2 separate regions of the Homo sapiens genome follow, and region 1 is linked to region 2. A link is an interaction called in ENCODE POLR2A ChIA-PET data of the cell type or tissue named here. Cell type or tissue: GM12878. All regions are shown on one strand.

What was found. ChIA-PET counts read pairs that join two places held together with the same protein. Peaks named below come from ENCODE experiments on the same cell type or tissue, not always from the same donor. Only the 100,000 strongest peaks of a DNase experiment are listed, where the experiment ranks them.
Region 1: POLR2A ChIA-PET joins it to region 2 with 10 read pairs; 9 of 35 experiments call an interaction of 5 or more read pairs at or near these places.

Annotation. Positions count from the first base shown.
Region 1 is chr10:13,709,125-13,717,124 of GRCh38, reverse strand. The region is part of intron 12 of FRMD4A (FERM domain containing 4A); the gene reads left to right. LOC105376426 (a long non-coding RNA gene) reads right to left here and starts at 6,637. Exons shown (of 4, transcript XR_001747371.2): 1 at 6,471-6,637; 2 at 5,111-5,203. RefSeq lists enhancers at 3,690-4,554, 4,555-5,421. In GM12878, no CTCF peak of the experiment used is centred here; DNase peaks (open chromatin) are centred at 3,654 and 3,784; H3K4me3 peaks cover 1,286 bases; H3K27ac peaks cover 3,223 bases.
Region 2 is chr10:13,762,613-13,770,612 of GRCh38, reverse strand. It overlaps FRMD4A (FERM domain containing 4A), which reads left to right. Exons shown (of 25, transcript NM_018027.5): 7 at 7,933-7,989. Among named protein-coding and RNA genes, the nearest start is that of PRPF18, 180 kb to the right of the region's middle. In GM12878, no CTCF peak of the experiment used is centred here; DNase peaks (open chromatin) are centred at 488 and 4,681.

The DNA.
Region 1 (8,000 bases), 53 kb after region 2:
CACAGAGAGGTTAAGCCACACATCACTGGGTCACAGTGCTCATTGCTAGAAAAACCAAAGCTAGACCCAGATATTCCAAATCACTGGACAGCTTCAGCCATTCAACCCACTGACCCCAGCCAGTCCCTTGGGGCACTCTGAGGAGGGAAGGAATTACATCAGGGGGCAGAGGATAGGAAAGGAAAAACAATTCCAGCTTCTCTTGAAAGTATTTACATTCATCAAAGCTTTATGGTGAAGTCTTTCTGCAAGAAAAGCCAAAATACACACAAGAAAATAATACAGAGAGAGGCCTCTAGGGAGAAAATTACAAGGAAATCAAGTCCAATGGAGAAAAACAAAATGGCCTGCGTCTCAATGGGCTTGTCAAGTACTTGTTAACCTCTTTCTCCCTTTTCCCCTAGTAATGACTCTTAAGCCAAAGGAAGCTAAGAGGTTTTTGATGGGTTAAAAAGAGGCCATCCATTAAGGGGTCAAGGCCCGGTGCTCTGGGTATCTGTCACTGAATGAACCAAATCAATTTAGAGCTCGCGTTGTCTGACAATGAGGAAGACGCAATTGGCCGGAAGAACATCTTGATTCCATTAGGCCTGGCTGCAGAGAAGAATTAGCCATTGTCTCCTGTGCTGGGTGTGTGGCCATCTCTGAAGAAGATAGATGCCTCTTTCAGTGCAAGTGATGGAGGACATCCTCAGACCCATTTAGGAAGCCAGTGATCTGCCGTCATTGTTTGGGTATTTGGGAGGGCCTGATATGTTCCCATTATAGCCCACTCTGTTCTGTGTAAGACTGAGTCATCTTACAATGGGATACTTTTTTCGCAGGGTGAATGTTTTGAGATTAGAAGTCATAACAGGAAAATGGTCAAAACTGACTCTGGTCAAGATTGCAGTGGACGGAGGAATTGGCCAATAAGACTAGGAATAAACAACCCCAAAGAGAATACAGCAAACTCCAGCACAAACGAATGAATGGGGACCCTGGGTCCAACTTCTCCTTGCATTGTAAACAATCCAATTTCACAGAAAACAGTTTTTGCAATGCTCATGACACCATATGAGTTGTCTTTCAAAAAAACATTACACAAACCTGTACTTTGTGCTGATATGTGTTCAAAGTATTCATAACTTTTATGTTTTACTTGAACAATAATATTGGTATGTAATTGACGGAGGGGAATGTGTACAATCATAGCATTTCTTTTTTTTTTTTTTTTTTTGAGGGGGGAGTCTCACTCTGTCACCCAGGCCAGAGGGCAGTGACACGTCTCTGCTCACTGCAACCTCCGCCTCCCGAATTCAAGCAATTCTGCTTCCTCAGCCTCCTGAATAGCTGGGATTACAGATGCATGCCACCACGCCTTGCTAATTTTTGTATCTTTAGTAGAGACTGGGTTTCACCATGTTGGCCAGGCTGGTCTCAAACTCCTGACCTCAGATGATCCACCCATGTCAGCCTCCCAAAGTGCTGGGATTACAGGCAAGAGCCACTGACTGCACCAGTCTCATATTATTTCTTCAGCACTATGTACCAGGCACCATTTTAAGCATTTAACATATATTAATTCATTAGTACAGCAGCCCTATGAGAAAAGTGCTATTATTCCTATTATTTCAAAGATGAAAAAACTAAGGCACAAATTCAATTGCTGAGAATACACAGCCGGTAAGTGGCAGACAGTATGACGTTGAAAACCATGCTTTTAATCCATGCTATTCTATATTGTCTCCCATCGGTAGGAAATGTTTAACTCAAGCTACTTTATTTTTAAATTCCAAAGAATTGCAGCTTGACATTCTCTGGATTTACAATGCTGACCTTCAACCCATGCACAGAATGTAGGAATGCCCACACACCCCCTCGTTTTAGAGAGGACGAAGCTAAGATGGAGAGGGCTCTACAAAGTCAGAGCTAGAACTGAGGGCTCCTGACCTCCCACCCAGGGTTCTTGCTCCTAAAAATGAAAACCAAAACAATCAAGAGTAAACAAGAGTCATGAATACTGATTATTTGAGACAAAAGCATGAGATATATGTGAATGAGGCAGCGCGGCACTTCTAATTTTTTTTTTTAATTTTTTATTTTTGAGACGGAGTCTTCCTCTGTCGCCCAGGCTGGAGTGCAGTGGCATGATCTCCGCTCACTGCAACCTCTGCCTCCTGGGTTCAAGTGATTCTCTTGCCTCAGCCTCCCGAATAGCTGGGACTACAGGCGTGAGCCACCACGCCCAGCTAATTTTTTGTATTTTTAGTAGAGACAGAGGTTCACCATGTTGGCCAGGCTGGTCTTGAACTTCTGACCTCACGATGGGCCCACCTCTGCCTCCCAAAGTGCTGGGATTACAGGCATGAGCCACCATGCCCAGCCTGCAGTGCGGCACTTCTATAGAGTTTGTAAAGCCTGGTACAGAAACCAGAGATGGTTTCCATCTCTGGCTATAGGAATCATGGGTTCCTGTAGCATGAATACAGCTACTTTATGTATGTCTTGTCTTCCCAAGTAGATTGTAAGCTCGCTACAAATATAAACATGTATTAGGCACCATGTGTTTCCTCTTGCCTATGAGAACAGTCCAGTACAAAGTAGAAGACTACTACATGAATGGTTGGAAAGGGAATGGGAATTCAATGCTGCCTGAAACCCAAGGGCCTTGCCTCTGTCTTCTTTTTTTGTAAAAAGTAAAATATATTGAATGCCTAAAAAACTGATAGAAAAAAAAAAACCTCTGACATATGATTTCAACCCACTAAAAACATATACCTGGGCCAGGATGTTGGCTCACACCTATAATCCTAGCACTTTAGGAAGCCAAGGCGAGTGGATCACCTGAGGTCAGGAGTTCGAGACCAGCCTGGCCAACATGATGAAACCCCGTCTCTACTAAAAATACAAAAATTAACTGGGCATGTTGGTGGGAGCCTGTAATCCCAGCTACTTGGGAGGCTGAGACAAGAGAATCACTTGAACCCGGGAGGCAGCAGAGGTTGCAGTGAGCTGAGAACGTGCCACTGCACTCCAGCCTGGAGGATAGAGTGAGACTGTGTCTCAAAAAAAAAGTATATTTTATATATATATATATATATATATATATATATATGTATATTTTATATATGTATATTATATATGTATATTATATATGTATATTACATATATGTATATATTATATATGTGTGTGTATTACATATATGTATATATTATATATGTATATATATTACATATATGTATATATTATATATGTATATATATTACATATATGTATATATATTATATATATGTGTATATATATTACATATATGTATATATATTATATATATGTGTATATATATTACATATATGTATATATATTATATATATGTGTATATATACCTACTTCTGTTGCCCCTTAGAACCGGCTGTGCTCCAATAGCAAAACCTTACCAGGGCACATGGGATCCAGTCCTCTGAGAGCACAGGTTTGGAGCTTTCTGGGTGCTCTCACATTTTAAATTCCATCTGATTCGGGTTCAGTGACTCCTTTCTTTTGCCCTGCAGCCCTCTAGATGTGAAACAACTCATTTGTATTTGCTGAAAATGTAAATCCGTCTAAAGATTTGCAAGTGCCAGTCTGCTCTAGAAAGTAAAAAGGGCAGAAATGAAATAAGGAAGTGAGTTTTTCAGTTTGTATGTTTTCTTCTGAGCTTGGAGATTATTCCTGTCCATGAGTCTAATTCTTCTTATATAGAGACTCAGAACAAGAAGCTTGAAACAACTTTGTTCTCGTTCATTGTCAGAGCTTCATGGTGTGTTAGAAAGAGCCCAGGACCAGAAGTCACAAGATGTGGGTCCCATCATCAATTACTTATTTAACCTCTGCCAATCCCTTAACCTCTCTCTACTGGGGTTACTTTATCTGTGCAAGGAGGAGGTGGACCAGATGGCTGCTGTGATTCTGTGTAATAGCCCCCCTGGATGAAACAGGAAGTTACTCATAGGGAGATCATTAAGAAGCTTGGTGACTCAGCCTCAGGGGCAGCGGGGGAAGACGAGGTTCTCCAAAGTCCTAGTCAAGCATCAGAGCCACTAGACTGAGCTTCCTCTCAAGCGTCTATTTCCACATCGTCCTGGGAGCTTGCCCACCACTCCACATGCAGTCCCAGCTCTCCATAAATGCTGGCTGGGGAGGAAGTCCAGTGGAGCCAAAGCCCCTTCCTCTGCCCCAGCCTTCAGCTAAATACAGGATGTGGGAATCCAGCAGGCCATCTAATAGAAACCAGTAACTGGTCCCTGCTCATTAAGTACTTAGAGTGGACCCTGTTGCATTCAGGTCTCAAAGGCAGTATTTATTACCCACTTTTGTTTGCACTCCGTGGATAAGTGTTTCCCACCTCCTGTTTTCATACATGAAGATACTGAGGCCCAGAACAGGGAAGTGGAGGACCTGTGATCGCATTGGGAGTCACGGCAAGTCTAGGTCAGAAACTAAGAATCCACATCCAGTATCAGCCAGTCCCAACAACAGGGACAGACATAGTCTCAAGGAAGCCACTACTTGGTGGTTTCCTCTAAGTTTTGTTTCACGCAAGTCCAGATCATCCAGGCTGTTTTTTTTGTTGTTGCTCTTTTTTTTTTTTTGAAATGGAGTCTCACTGTGTTGCCCAGGCTGGAGTGCAGTGGTAAGATCTCGGCTCACTGCAACCTCCGTCTCCTGGGTACAAGCGATTCTCCTGCCTCAGCCTCCGGAGTAGTTAGGATTACAGGCGCGTGCCACTACACCTGGCTAATTTTTAGTAGAGATAGGATTTCACCATGTTGACAAGGCTGGTCTCGAGCTCCTGACCTCAAGTGATCCCCCAACCTTGGCCTCCCAAAGTGTTGGGATTACAAGCGTGAGCTACCATGCCTGGCCCAGGCTGTCCTTCATCACAGTTGTCGTTGTGTTTTAGTCTTTGGAGTATGGAAAGCATTGAGTATTGAAAGCTACTGAGTATTGAAGCATTGCTGTATAGAAAACTAGAGGAAGCCAGGACTCCAAGGATAGAAGGAAAGAATACTTGTTATCATTTACCGTATAAAAGGAAAGCCAGGCCATGGTGCAGGATGAAAAAGATTTGCTTTTTTACTTTCTACTTACAGTCATATTGTAGCTCATTTGTAAAAATCATTCCACTTGTAAAGTTAACCATCCATTAGTCAGTAAGAGCTGTTCCCACTAATTGGTGGACTCCTGGGGAAAGCAACATAGTTAGAGGTTAGAGTAATGGACCAGGTGCCCTTGACTTCTATTTCTGGTTCCTTCACTTACTTGCTGTGTGGCCTTAGGCAGTTTTCCTTAATTTCTCTGGGCCTTGTTTCACCCAAGAAGTAAATTTCCCACTTGATCTTCTTGAGGGATGCCAAAAGATCAAAGGAACGATGTTTGCAGGGCTTTTTAAAGATGCTTAAGTGACGTGCACTAGAAACCCCTTGATTTAATAGGTATGAATTAATACATTCTTTGATTATTGGTAGAACTAAGTATTTTAGCTTTTTAATTAGCTCCTTGGATATAATTGGCCATAGGCGTTACACAAATCCCTAAGGGAACCGGCCCAGTCATCCTGATGATCATTATGGGTGCCTGCTGTGTTTTTATGCGGAGAGGCAGAGTGTGTTGGCAGCTTTACATGGTGGTGGGTTATGACGGCTGCACTGAGCCAGCGCAAGCTCGGGAGGCTCCCCTGAGGTGGCGCAGACCATCGGGGCTGCCCCGAAACCAGCTCAGTCAGAGCCCACCTTACCCTGTTTACAAAGGGGAGGCAAGGTGGAGCATCTCCTGTTTGTTGATTTGATTGTTGTGTTTGCTCTGCCAGCCTCAGAGTGAGGTATTTAACAGGCAGGACTTCTAAGCCTCAAGGGCCCATGGGCAGAAATGCCCCAGACCCCATGAAGAAAATGATGCTTTTCCAGCAAGCTGCACCCCGGCCCTGGGCAAGGGGCAGCTGCTTCCACCCTCCTGGTCCCTACTGCCTTCATATTCCTGCTCCCTAGCTCACCCCCTCCCTCCTAAGTGAAGAGAAGTCAGATCAGGCTACTGTTCTGACATGCACACCTTCTCTTCTGTTCCTGGGACCCTTTTGTTTTTGTGTTTGTTTTAAGAAGGAGCCTTGCTGTGTCGCCCAGGCTGGAGTACAGTGGCATGATCCTGGCTCACTGCAACCTCTGCCTCCCGGGTTCTAGTGATTCTCTTGTCTCAGCCTCCCAAGTAGCTGGGACTACAGGTGCCCACCACTACACCCAGCTAAATTTTGTATTTTTCGCAGAGACGGAGTTTTGCTATGTTGGCCCAGGCTGGTCTCAAGCTCCTGACCTCAAGTGATCTGCCCACCTCAGCCTCCCAAAGTGCTGGGATTCCAGGCATGAGCCACCATACCCAGCCCATTCCTGGGCCCTTCTAATGTCTCAACGCAACAATCTGATCCTGAAAACCACCCATCCCTTCACTTTACTCTTACCCTTCCTTCCCAGGATTGCATTTGCAAAACAAAAATTCATGCTTAAAGCAAGCATCAGGGGGAATCCATTGTTCTGCACCCTGCCACAAAAATGTCTAGTGCATCATCCCGGGGATAGGCCTGGGAGCCGGGACTCCATGGTTCGCAGCCAAGGGCAGAAGCTGGAGGCAGGGCCTTCCCACGGGCAGCTACAGCAGCCACAGACGGGGCCATGCAGCAGAGTCCAGATGGTTTTGTTCGGGCTCTTTGGCAGACGCGCAGTTCTCCACGCTGAACTGCATCAGGGAGCACTTAAAGCAAAGCTTGGTTTGTGTTTTATTTTGCATGGAATGGGGGAGACAGGAGTTGCCAGGGAAACAACCCCTCGGAGCATTCTGCTCTGGGGTTCTTCATCGGGTGGGGAGGGGGGCTTCCCATGAAAGGCACAGGGGTTTTCTCAAGCGTGCTCACACCTGGTTCTGCTTTCTTTCCTTCTCTTGGAGGGCTTGAGGGTTCCACCTCCCAGGCCTGCCCATTAGGCTGGCAGGCACCTTACCCCACAGAGCCTGCCAGCACCAGTACATGCCAGGACCTAAGGCCAGGATCAAGTCCACAATGAGCAGGGCCCAGTGCAAAATGGAAATGCAGGGCCCCTTGATCAAACCCATTAGGTGGGTTCAGTGTACACTGCTCAGGGGATGGGCACACCAAAATCTCATAAATCACCACTAAGGAACTAATTAACCAAATACCGCCTGTTCCCCAAAAACCTATGGAAATTAATTTTTTAAAAAGCGTATAGCAACAAGACAAAAAAAAAGAATAAAGATATAAAGAAAGAAAAAAAAACCTGTTAGGAATTTCAAGATATCAACAGCAGAGCAGGAAATCAAGCCAAGGACCTTCTGAGCAAAGGGCCCTCAGGTCGCACACCCAGAAGGCCGATCCTGTTCAAGACTTCACTTTGCCTGAGCAAGGCGGGTGCAGGATAGCGGCTGAGGGACCGCCGTGGTATGCAGCCAACAGGACCCTTTCATTGAAGTACCATCCACATCCCTTACGTGAGAGGAGGGGAGAGGCACTGGGAGAAAAATTCTCTGTATTTAAGGATTTGCAGCACACACATATTTTTTTTTTTAAATCCAAAACTCAGGGCTTGAGTTAGGAAATCTAAGAAAAGAATGATTCTGGTTGTTCTGGAGTTACTCTCTTTTAATCTGCAAGGATTTGGGAGAAGTAAGAGCATTTGGGATTCATAGTAAGATCTAAGGTCACTTTGTGCCGGTACTGTGCTACGATCTGTGGCTGCTGAGATCTACCTTAGAGGGGTTATTTTTGCCATTTTACAGAGGGGAAAACTGAGGCTAAAGGAAATGCTGTAACTTGTGTCAGGTCCAGCAGCTTAGAGCCTGAGTTGGGTGCGGTGGCTCACGCCTGTAATCCCAAAATTTTGGGAGGCCGAGGCGGGCAGATCACTTGAGCCCAGGAGTTGGAGACCAGCCTGCCCAACATGGCAAAACCCCATCTCTACTAAAAAATACAAAAATTATC
Region 2 (8,000 bases):
AATTAGCTAAGCACGGTGGTGTGTGCCTGTGGTCCCAGCTACCCAGGAGGCTGAGGCAGGAGGATCACTTGAGCTCAGGAGTTCAAGGCTGCAGTGAACTATGATGGTGCCACTGCACTCCATCCTGGGCAACAGAGCAAGACCCTGTCTCAACAAAAATAAATAAATAAAAGTAAAAATTATTTAAAATATAAGTTAATAAAAGAACGATTCCTTGAGATCCTGACATGGGCTGTCTGCGGTGGGGTGGACAGCATGAGAAATCCCAACGCGGCAGAGTTAGGGTTGCGGCTGAGCATGAGTGGCATTCACCTCGTGGATCATTAGACAAACATGAAGTGACTTGATGCTGAAAAACTGGCAGAGGACTAAGAATGAGGAATTGTGCGAGATCGCATCAGTCTCATCCTGCACCACAGCCCCTGTTTGCCCCGGGGGCAAATTTGCGTAATTATGATGAGTTGTGCAATGAGGCATAGAGCCACAAGAAGAGAGCAAGTTGGGCTAAATATGGGCATTGTGTCCCACTTTAATGATATACGGTGTATTAGTCAGAGGGACAGAACCGATAGGATATATATAGATATACAGAAAGAGACTTCTTATGAGGAGTTGGCTCACAAGATCATGGGGGCTGAGAGATCCCACAGTCTGCTGTCTGCAAGCTGGAGACCCAGGAAAGCCAGTGGTGTCAGTCCACTGGCTGAGTCCAAAGACCTGAGAACCAGGGAGCCAGTGGTATAAGTCCCAGTCCAAGGACAAGAGAAGATGAAATGTGATGTCCCAGCTCAAAAAGCAAGGGACAAAAAGAAAGAAAGAAAAATGAAAAAAGGGGCAAGCTCCTCCACCCTCCATCTTTTGTTCTATTCAAGCCTTCCAGGATTGTGTGATGTCCACCCACACTGGGGAGGGTGGTCTATTGAGTCCACTGATTCAAATGCTGATCTCATCCAGAAACACCCTCGTAGACACATCCAGAAACTGTTTAATCTGGGCAACTCGGGGCCGGACACAGTGGCTCATGCCTGTAATCCCAGCACTTTGGGAGGCCGAGGTGGGTGGATCACTTGAGCCCAGGAGTTCTAGACCACCCGGGGCAACATGGTGAAACCTCGTCTCTATTAAAAATACAAAAAGCTAGCTGGTTGTGGTGATGGGCACCTGTAATCCCAGCTACTCAGGAAACTGAGGCACAAGAATCGCTCGAACCCAGGAGGCAGAGGTTGCAGTCAGCCGAGATGGTGTCACTGCACTCCAGCCTGGGTGACAGAGCAAGACCCTGTCTCAAAAATAAATAATCTGGGTAACCCTTGGCCTGTCAAGTTGACACATAAAATACACCACAGACACGGTGACCAGTACACACACATACGCACACACACACACACACACACACACACACAACCCATCTCTTTTAAAACAAAATCTTCCATCTCTACTAAAAAATGCAAAAAATTAGCCAGGCGTGGTGGTGGGTGCCTGTCGTCCCAGCTACTTGGGAGGCTGAGGCAGGAGAATGGCCTGAACCCAGGAGGCAGAGCTTGCAGTGAGCCGAAATCGCGCCACTACACTCCAGCCTGGGCGACAAGGCAAGACTCCCGTCTCAAAAAAAAAAAAAAAAAAAAAATCTAGTAAAGTTTCCTATAAATGCTAAGACATACTAAAGAACAAAGGCAAAACTGTGGAGTTCAGATTATCTATAGATACTCATCAGCAGAAATAAATAATATAGATCTAATACTTGTAGTGTGTTTTATATTTCCAAGTCACTTCATTTATGCCTCACCAAACCCAGTAAAATAATTGGAAAGGAAATTGTTATCCCCATTTTACTGATAAGGAAAATCAAACTCAAGGTCAGGTGGTTCAGTCCATGTCCTCAAGGCATTGGGGGGTTAAGACCAGAATATGGGACTTTCAGGGGACAGTAGAAATAATCTTAAGGAGAATGGCATGCCACTATTATCTTTAGATGTTTTGTGGGTAAGAATAAACGTGGTGATAACTGGTGAGAATTCGTTAGGAAAACGCTTGGTGGCTTTCCTAACCCTACAAGTGGTTCCGAGTGGACTTTGCAAAGACTGTCCTTGTCAAAATCTTCTCGACCTACTATATGGTTGTCAATTACATTTTCTCACGGAATTATCTCATTTGTCTTACATGAGAGTTGGAATTCCTGCAGTTCCGGACCATGGTGGGCTGCTTGTCATTAAGATTCTTGGTTAAATGTAAAGACCACCACCAAGTCCCTCTGAGCAAAGAGGCCCTCCGGCTCTCAGGACTCTTGGAGAACATCCGTAACACCTGCCATTTGGGGTTCCCACGGGCCCACTTGTTAGAAACACTTGGAGACCCTCAGATGGAAATCTTTCTGAGAATATTGTTAGGCATGGTGTTGCTGATAAATGACCTCAGGCCTCTTCCTTCGGCAGTTCAGTCACCTGGGATAAAACAACACGGCGTGGGAGGAAGTGGGGCAGCCCTTCCCACCCCTACTCAGAGCACGTTCGCACACACACACACACACACACATACCTGCAGACGGTCACGGTTCGTCTTTCCATACCATTTCTCAAAGATCAAAGGAAGCAGCATGCATTATTCAGTAGTAAGGAAAGCAGATGCCTAAAGTACACACCCAGTGGCCACAGTCACCAAAGGACCTTACACTTCCTCCTGCCAGCATCGCCCTGGGCTTCTCTAGAGTCTCAAAGTAATTATTCCATGCCCACCAGACAGCCCAAGATTCCCAGGCTAGATTCCAGCTCAGACACTGCAGAAACCCCTCCCTCCAATGGCCGCAAGAGCACGGGGGGCTTCACCGCAGAGCTGTGGATTGCATAAGCGCAGAGGAATGTTACACCTCAGCCCCTGCATAAGGCAGATGGAAGCCACCCTCAAGCCTCCGGGAAGTGTCTTCTGCTCCTCCTCCTATGATCCCATTTTGTCCTTAGTTACAGTTATGGGGAAAGCCCAGAATCCCAGGAAAAAAATGGGATTTTTGCACACTCTGTGTGGTCTCCTTCAGTGTAGTTCCTCTGCTTGAGCAGAAACCCATGAAAGATGCCACCTCTGGCCGGGCACGGAGGCTCATGCCTGTAATCCCAGCACTTTGGGAAGCCGAGGTGGGTGGATCACTTGAGGTCAGTAGTTTGAGACCAGCCTGGCCAACATGGTGAAACCCTGCTTCCACTAAAAATAAAAAAATTGGCCAGGCATGGTGACGCACACCTGTAATCCTAGCTATTTGGGAGGTTGTGGCACAAGAATTGCTGGAACCCAGAAGGCGGAGGTTGCTGTGAGCCCAGGTTGCACCACTGCATTCCAGCCTGGGTGACACAGTGAGATCCTGTCTCAAAAAAAATAAATGAAAAGCCACCTCTGGACCACTGGAGAAGTCAGATAAGGAAAAGGGAGAGTCATTTTCTTAATGTCATATGGGAGCACATTTCTGCTAGGAAGACCCCTGAAAACATCTAATAACTCCCCTGTGTGGAACTTGGCTTTCAGGGGTGTTTTGTTTCGTTTCGTTTTGTCTTTTGAGATGGAGTCTCACTCTGTCACCAGGCTGGAGTGCAGTGGCGCTATCTCGGCTCACTGCAACCTCCATCTCCAGGGTTCAAGCGATTCTCCTGCCTCAGCCTCCTGAGTAGCTGGGACTACAGGCGTGCACCACCACGCCCAACTAATTTTTGTGTTTTTAGTAGAGACGGGGTTTCACCATGTTGTCCAGGATGGTATCAATCTCTTGACCTCATGATCTGCCCTCCTCGGTCTCCCAAAGTGCTGGGATTACAAGCTTAAACCACTGTGCCCGGCCAGCTTTCAGGTTTTGAAGTACCATGGGAAATTTTCAGAGTAAGCCGGAAGTCTAGAGCTCTGCTCCATCGTGGTAGAATCTTAAGGATAAAGCCACCTGGAAGGATGAGGTGTATAAGGGGGAAACAGTATCATGAACAAGTGACATTGGGGAATTGGGCAAAGACTCTCAGGATGTCTTCCCACCACCCTAGATTGGTTCTTATCCACACCGTTTTGGTCTTTGTGTTGAGTCCTATGAGAACATCCAATGAAATGATCCTTAAATTCAATGCATGTTAAATAGGCGAGGTCAGAAATAATAATGCAGCTCTTTCCATCAGATTTTGTAAGCATGTGCAATGCCTGGGGCGCTTGAATCTTTAATCATTTTCCCTCCCACTGGCCACATTTCACCTCCTCCTGTTTTTGATATCTTCACTGGGAGATAGATAGTCAAGGTCAGGCTTTTCACCCGAAAAGTCACCACAGTTAAAGGTGCCAGTTCTCACTTAACCCGAGAACAACTATGGTGAGAGAGAAGTTGAATCAATCAGGTTAGATATTTGATGGTGCTTTCCTGTGGATATTTTTGGTAGCTTTCCTGTGGATATCAGTTATGTTACAGTTAATGTTCACCAATGATACTCTCCTGGGACCACATAATGGGCTGTGTAAAATAGAATAAAAGACCTTCCTTCGTGTTACCCGCCTCCGCGCAGGTAGAGACATCTTCGTTTAGCGGATGAATCAAATAGCAAACTAAAAGCTATGTTCACACTTAAAAGTGTTATTTTCTGATGGTTGGTTTTGAGTTGCGCATCAGATAAGCCTCTCAGCAGATGTTAAATATTAGCCCGCAGTCGACCATTGGCTGTAACATAAGGTGTAAATGTTTGACAGAAAAGCACACATACAACAGCACGCTAACAAGTGCACCCCAAGGCATTCAGGTGGGAATGGAAACGCACAGAGTGAGAGTAGAAACCATCTATTGTGGAAATCCTGGACAGTGTTTCTGTGAAGCCATCTGTACACTGTTAAATGATTTACATTCTGATGGGACCTGCTAATCCCGGAACTGCAATTCCAAACATTCTTCCGCATCCCAGCACCGACAGCCTCTATCAATTCCAACCGCCGTAAAGCTCTTTCAGCTGGTTAAACGTAAGGAATTATTGTCCCCAATTCTTCCGTAGGCTCTCATGAGTTCTTTTAACCCGTACTTCTAAGGTGGTTCCAGGGCAAATATTAGTATCCAACTGTGAAATTCCCAGGCCCAAAGGAGCCTGAAAGATATCTCTCCTTCAAAAGATCCAGGTGTGCTTGAATGCATTGTTTTAAATTGCAGGAGCCAATTCTGGACCTCTCAAAAAATAATTACAAAATCCATGAATCGGCCGGGCATGGTGGCTCATGCCTGTAATTCCAGTACTTTGGGAGGCCGAGGTGGGTGGATCACCTGAGGTCAGAAGTTCGAGACCAGCCTGGCCAACATGGTGAAATCCCATCTCTACTAAAAATGCAAAAAAATTAGCCAGGCGTGGTGGTGGGCGCCTGTAATCTCAGCTACTTGGGAGGCTGAGGCAGGAGAATTGCTGGAACCCGGGAGACAGAAGTTGCAGTGAGCCGAGATCGCACCATTGCACTCCAGCCTGGACGACAACAGTGAGACTCCGTCTCAAAAAAAAAAAAAAAAACAAAAAAAAAAAATCAATCCTTGAATCAGAGTCTGGCTTGTAATGCAAGTGAATAGAAACTCTTGCTAAGCAAATTGGATTATAGATATTGTTCTTAGAATACATTGGCTGAAACTGATTCTCTATTGATTTGGGTGGAAATGTAAGTCCTAAGGGAGGTCACACACTGGACAAGTAGTAGGGGGTCTGTTCCCGGCCCCTTAAGTGCCATTAAGGCCCTGTGGTTTTGCAAAGTCCCTTGATGTTTTTGGGTTCCATTCTCAGTAAAAGCACAGGGTCAGGCTGGCTGGTCTCTAAATCTCTTTTACCTCTAGCTCTCTGTCATCCAGTCAGCCACTATGGGATCTTGTGATACTAGGGAAAGAAAAATAAAATGGATATTTGTGCTTAAGCTTGACACCAGACATAGGATATCAATTAAATTGTGTATTATTCTGGCATGCTGATGGACTCCAGGCTTCTCTTTGTCTTTAACATGTGAGCTATGTATAATGAGAGAGTGTTGTGCACTTAGAAGACTTAGAAGTTTATTAAGAAGGTAGGTCATGTCCTCATGGTTAGTGAGTTTGTTGTTGTTAGGTTTTGTTTGTTTGTTTGTTTGTTTGTTTATTTGAGGCAGGGTCTCTCTGTCACCAGGCTGGAGTGTAGTGGCATGATTACAGCTCACTGTAGCCTCAACCTCCGCAGGCTCAGGGGACCCTCCCACCTCAGCCTCCCAAGTAGCTGGGACTACAGGCATACACCACCACTCCAGGCTAATTTTTGTATTTTTAATAGAGATGGGGTTTCGCCACGTTGACCAGGCTGGTCTTGAACTCCTGGGCTCAAGTGATCCATCCGCCTCTGCCTCCCAAAGTGTGTGAGCCATCATGCCCAGCTAGGTGTTTTTACCATACACACACACACACACACACACACACACACACACACGGAAATCTTTGGATGTGATCGATATGTTTATTACCTTGGTTGTGGTAATGGTATCATGGGTGTATGCATCTGTCCAAACTCATCAAATTGTTTACATTAAACATATGCAGTTTTTGAGGTGTTTTAGTTATACTTCAATAAAGCTGTTTTGGCCGGGTGCAGTGGCTCATGCCTGTAATCATCCCAACACTTTGGGAGGCCAAGGCAGGCAGGTCACCTGAGGCTAGGAGTTCCAGACCAGCCTGGCCAACCTGGTACCCCGTCTGTACTAAATACAAAAAAATTATCCGGTGTGGTGGTGTATGCCTGTAGTCCCAGCTACTCGGGAGGCTGAGACAGGAAAATCACTTGTACCTGGGAGGAGGAGGTTGCAGTGAGCCAAGATCGCACCACTGCACTCCAGCTTGGGTGACACAGCAAGACTCTGTCTCAGAGAAAGAAAAAAGCTGTTAAAAGATATGAACTATATACATTTTGAAATATGTATTTCAAAAATATAAATATAAAGAGAGAGAGAGAAAAGGAATTTTTTCAAAAACCAAGGAGAGGTTTAAGTGCTTTGAAGACCACGTCCCTAGATCACAATTAAGTATTTGGGGGAAGAACTAATAGGCAGAAACATTGTTAAACTTACACTGTGTAACAGTTGCTGACCAATAGAACTTTCTACAGTGGTAGAAACGTTCTGTATCTGAGCTGACGATACGGTAGTCACTAGCGACACTGAACTATTGAGCACATGAAAGAAATGTGGCTAGTACAACCGAGGAACTATATTTTTACATTTTATTTAATTTTAAGGAGTTACAATCCCACTGTAACATTCCTTTCAAAAAACAGCCTTTCAAGAAAGCCTTTCTTTATAGAAAGAAAGTTCTGAAGTTTAGTTTTTAAAGAAAATGCATTTTGTTGTCAAGCATCCCTATTCCAGTGATTAATAACATTAACAAACAGGTTTGTAAAATGCTGGGGCCTAGTCTGCCTCTTAATTTCTCTAAAGATTTAAAGGTGAGGCCCTTGAGATAGTCGGGTAGGCCCAGGTCCCCTAGTCCATCCCAGCTAAGAGCAGTAAAAACGATGTTGGGAGTGTTTAGGACTGAATAATTCAGGGTGTGGTCTCAGAGACTCAAGATGTTCTATGAATATTGGGGATTCTGAGCAATTCCTCAGAAAATAAGGCTTTTTGTTTGTTTGTTTGTTTGTTTTGAGCCAGGGTCTCACTCACCCCATTACCCAGGCTGGAGTGCGGTGGTACTATCACAGCTCGCTACAACCTCAACCTCCCACCTCAGCCTCCAAAACAGCTGCGTCTACAGACGTGCACCACCCTGCCCAGCTAATTTTTAAATTTTCTGTAGAGGCAGCATCTCATTATGTTGCCCAGGCTGGTCTCAAACTCCAGGGCTCAAGTAATCCTCCCGAAGAAGAGCTGTCATTTAAAATAAAAGAAAAAAATGGTGGTTAAATACCAAACTTGTCTTCGTTTGTTGCTTTTTCCTTTCAGGAGCTTATTGACGTTGACAGCGAAGTGGTGTTTGAATTAGCTTCCTATATTTTACAGGTAAGTTGTTT